Regions from separate parts of the Mus musculus genome. Here region 1 is linked to region 2. The links are chromatin loops, found by intact Hi-C in ENCODE. Cell type or tissue: heart. All regions are shown on one strand.

Region 1 (2,500 bases), 57 kb before region 2:
ATGAACCTAAAGCAAACATGAAAAATTATCATCATCATGATTATAATAAAATATATGTTAATCAAATAGTAGTGGATATTAGTGGACATAGATTCTCTTAGTCAGTACTTATTTCCCACTTTGTTCACTGAATTCTTGATTTTTACGAAGTTGATTTTCCTTTGAGATGACCTAATTGGGGCTTTAAAAAAAACTGGCATTAATTAATTAATTGTGTGTGCTGTTGTTGAACCCCAGCAGTGTGCTTATAGAGAACAGAGGACAACTTGAGTTGGTTCGCTCTTTCTACTGTATGGGTCCTGGGGATTGAACTCAAATCATGAGGTTTGCTTACACATCTTGCTGATCCAGTCTCATAGATCTTGAAGTGCTCATGCAGTCAAGCAAGAAGAAGAAGAAGAAGAAGAAGAAGAAGAAGAAGAAGAAGAAGAAGAAGAAGAAGAAGAAGAAGAAGACCCAATGGGCGTGAGGTCTGATTTTCAACATGAAAACCCAAAGCATTCTTTTATAACTTTTTTTGATCACTGTGTAAATAGTTCAGACGAACTCTTTTTTGAAAGGGCAATATTGTGCACAGTTGTTTTTATTTGATTAAGCTTCAGGACTAATTTGTAAAGTGCTGTGGGATAGACTTGTCAAGCTCAAGCCAAGCAAAGATCATTCAGTCTCCACCCTCTCTCACATTACTCTGAAAGAACATGTTTTTAGAACACAGTCACTCCCCTCTCCCCTTTCCTTCAACTCTGATGTATTGTGGCATATCAGAGAATTAAGCAGCATAGGGATGGGTAAAAGGATCACAGGGACAACAAACACATCCAAGTTTATGGAGCTAAGTTTCACCAGTTCATCTCAACCCAATCTTTTGATACTGAAACTAGAAAGAGACTTTTTAGAGCAGGGGTGGTTAGATGGTAGAATGCCTGCCTAACTAACATGCTAGAGGCCCCGAGTTCCCACCTCAGGGTTAAAAACACATTTCACAGTCAAAAAGAAAGAGACGGTTGTGGAACAAGGCAAATTTCACTCTTGATCAATAGGTTGTGCTCAGAGGAATGAACACACAGAGACAGGAAGTACACTTGGTTTTATTCTAACACAGGTGGTATCTGTGTCATTTCCTCCTTGGCTGAGGTCTGACCTCGGAGTCTTATTTGATTGGCTAGTCTGAAAAGAATTTGTGCAGAGGAAATGAAGGAGGGAGGGGGAAAGGGCTGTTGTTCTAAAGGGAAAAGGGTCACTGCTTCAGGCCACCAAATTCCTGGAATGTAGCTGGGAGCTTTCATATGAACAAAGATTTTGCTGGACAGGAGGGGGATTAAAACTTTTACATAAAAGTCATACAAGGTACAGAAGATTTATATATATATTTGAATTCCTTGTCTTAAAACACAAACTTTATACTATTTGATTAGAAAAGGCTCATACTTAGTATTTCTTATACTAGCACCATCAAAACAAACTGAACATCCAAATATCAAATGGAGTGCTTGTTACACCCAAGTGAGATGCTATTAGAAGTCGAAGCTGATTGTACAGAGATTCAGTGAGCTCAGAAGAAACAGAGCTATATATAGAAGCATGACTCTCCTGTTATTTCTGAAGGCTGCATTTACACAGTAAGGATGCAGATAATGCAATTAGTCATGGCATTGATGGGCTGTCTACCGTTTTCCAGATCCCTTGTTGGGTACTGGGTATTTAGCACCTCATGAAACTTCCAAATTTGTAGGGGGTAGAAAGCTGAGGCTTTAAGTAAAAAGCTGAAAAGATAGATATGGAAGTCACCAGGCAAGGTGATGAGGGGTTTGCAATGGATTAACAGCCTGGTTGGCAGAGTGCTTGCTTGGCATGTGTGAATCCCTGGGTTTGATCCCTATGACAGCATCAAACTGCATGTGGTGCTGTATATTAGCCCTTGGGAACAGGGAAGAGGATTAGAAGTTCATGGCTGATGTTGGTTATATATGGAATTTGAAGCCAGCCTGAGATTCCTGAGACCTGACAATGAATGAATACATCAATAAATTAATAAATAAGAAAGATACATGAAGCAATAATACAGTTCTTGGGAGGCTGAGTGAAAATAACAAGTTCCAGGCCAGCCTGGGCTACATAGGGAAACCATGTCTTAAAAAAAGAAAAAAACAAACAAACAAACAAACAACAACAACAAAAAAAAACAAAGAAATTAAGAGGGAATAAGACTTTAAAAAGATATCTCTCCAAAGTAGCTTTTCAAGTAGTTAATACCCACATGAGAAGTTGTTCAGCATAATGAGTCATTAGGGAAATGCAAATAAAAACCACACCCATAACAGCAAATCTCATTTAAACAAAGCACAAAAACCAGTGTTGGTGAGGGTGACAAACAGCAATTCAAATACACCATTTGTTATTGCTTTGTGTTTGCTATTCCTTTTTAATTTTCTATCTTATTATGTAGCCCAGGCCAACCTTGATCTCATTATGTAGTCCGGGCTAGCCTGGAATTCAGTGA
Region 2 (2,500 bases):
GTTGAACTTTAACATCCTGGGGGGAGGGTGCGGGAGGGGGGAGCTGCTGGCTACTCTGTCCCTAGAAGAATAGCAGTCTCCTTTGTTTCTGGGTAATCTCTTGAACTTGGACTTCAGTCTAAAATTACAGTGTTGGTTGCAGCTGTTGGCTGGGATTTCATCCTAAGTCTGCAGCTTAACACCTTCCTTCTGTGAGGCCCCCTGTAATGACAGACTTCACATTTACTTAGGACAAGCGACAAAACATCAATGGCCACTGACCCTACTGAGAAATCAATGTGAAGAGAGAACCTCAGTGAGGCAAACTCCTTGCCCCCATTGGGAACACTCAGGAAAGACCATTTTCCTTCCAGTTCTAAAACACAGAGCAGGTACAATCTCTGTGAATTCTGCCTTCCACTAGGGTTAGAAACTCCCCCAGAGCTCTGTGAAGGCAGCTGCTATACATTAAGAAGAATATGTGTCCAATGGAGGCGATAATGTGTCCCCAAGAGGTTGGTTCTGAATGTCCTCTTCACTGAACTTGTGAACTTTTCTACTTCCTGCTTGCTGGGGAAGTCTGCCCTCTGCAAATGTGCTTAGCTTCTGCCTGCCTCTTGTTCCCAACCTTTCAGTTGACTGTGGAGACTTTCCAGTGTTTGCATTCCAGTCTCCACCTATCCCACTTTCTCAGCAGCCGATAATGAAAGGAAACCCAACACACACACACACACACACACACACACACACACACACACACACACACACACACATTTTTGTGGTTTTTATGTGAATGCCTAAAAACATGCTTCCAAACAAAGTCATGAGAGTTGGTTTAGGAAAGATTTGCTTCTCTATTCTGACGTGAACTGCAATTATTCACCCACAAGAGATTAGAATTGTATCAAAAGGAAAGAGGAGGAGACATTCCAGAGTAAATAAAAACACTTTCGGTTTACACATTAGGCTACTAGATTCAGGCATCAAACAGAAAGAGATCCTGCTGTTTATGGCTTTAGGGGAAAGAACAGTTTTGTTTTCTATTTTAATCATCATAAAATTAAAGCTGAATATTATTCTTCTAAGAATTACATATATATGACTCTCATCCCTGGATTTCTTCTCTCTCATTTCGTGTGGTAGCTCCTTTCATAATCATGTTTTAAAAGCACAGCTACAAATTCTTTAACATACTTTACAGCAATGGTATGTCTGTACCCCCTCCTCTTTAGTGTAAGTGGTGTGCAAGCATTTCGAGCAATAGGAGATGGCAGCAGTGAGACCATGTGAATCCTGAAATTGGACCATAGAAATCCTGGAGCCTCCACTGTGCCCGTCGGCAGCACTTGCTTTAAGGGTCTAAGGAACCATGCATGAAGACCAAGGACCCTTAGAACACTGTCTTACTAGTTTTCTCTTTATCTTTTAAAAATTGTGTTTTACCATTTATCTTTATGTGTTTGGGTATTTTAGCTGCATGTGTGTCTTCACCGTGTACATGCAGTCCTCACAGAGGCCAGAAGAGGACAATGAATTCCCTAGAACGATAGTTGCCCATCCCTGTGAGCTGGCTGGGAATCAAACCCAGTTCCTCTGCAAGGACTGCCAGTGCTTTTAACTGCTGAGCCACCTCTCCAGCCCCTTATTTACTTTTTGACTGCTGTGACAAAACACCAATGCACAGAGTTCCAGAGGGTTAGAGTACAGGGTGGCAGAGGGAAAGGCAGCAGGTGTCAGGCAGCTGGAGTGGTAGCTGAGAACTCATATCTAGAACCCCCATCAGGAAGCAGAATAGACACCAAATGGCATGAGTCTTTTGAAACTTAAAGCCCTACCCATAATGACTTACTTCTGGCATCAAGGCCGTCTCTCCTAATGCTTCCCAAATAGTCACCATCTGGGGACATGTCTGAGTCTTAAAGGGGAGAATTCGCTGAGTTATGTTCCCCAGCTCCCTCTTTTTAAATTCTATTTGAAATATGGTCTCATTAAGTTGCCCAGGATAGCTCACTGTGGCATCTAGGTAGGCCTTGAATTTGTCCCTCCTCCTGCAGAGCTGAGATTGCATGTGTTCATCACAATACCGGGTTCATGTGGTACCAAAGATTTAACTCGTGGCCTTATGCATGCTAGGCAAGCACTCTACCAATTGAGCTACATCCCAAGCCCAACAGCATTCATTTTGGGCTTAAGTTACATGAGTGTGGTTCTGCTAGGCTTCTGTGGTTTTGTCTTGATATATCTTTGTATTCTGGCATTCTGGCATAAGAAAAGACGTTATTAGGGCACTTTCATTCTGAGGAAGGTCACAAGCATTGTAAAGGATCAAATCACGGATGTATGTTGACACGTCTCCTAAGACATGTCTTATGCACTGGCCAAAGGAGCACAAAGCTCAGAGGACAAAGTGATTACCCAGGCACAGGAAGTTCAAGCAGAAAAGAAATAAACAGGAACAAATAAAACCTATCATGGTATTTCGTGCTGACTAGTTTTATTTCTCCTGATCCTAATATTTTTG

What was found. A loop is a pair of places that touch in the nucleus more often than their neighbours do. Peaks named below come from ENCODE experiments on the same cell type or tissue, not always from the same donor. Only the 100,000 strongest peaks of a DNase experiment are listed, where the experiment ranks them.
Region 1: a loop joins it to region 2, with 2.8 times the contacts of the local background. A loop is called at or near these places in 2 of 42 quality-filtered maps.

What each region holds. Positions count from the first base shown.
Region 1 is chrX:167,087,724-167,090,223 of GRCm38, reverse strand. Gm15232 (predicted gene 15232) reads left to right here. Exons shown (of 4, transcript NR_168066.1): 4 at 352-2,047. Among named protein-coding and RNA genes, the nearest start is that of Gm15232, 13 kb to the left of the region's middle. In heart, no CTCF peak of the experiment used is centred here; a DNase peak (open chromatin) is centred at 1,183.
Region 2 is chrX:167,030,941-167,033,440 of GRCm38, reverse strand. No RefSeq gene overlaps it. Among named protein-coding and RNA genes, the nearest start is that of Gm8817, 38 kb to the left of the region's middle. In heart, a CTCF peak has its summit at 1,480 (motif pointing right); a DNase peak (open chromatin) is centred at 580.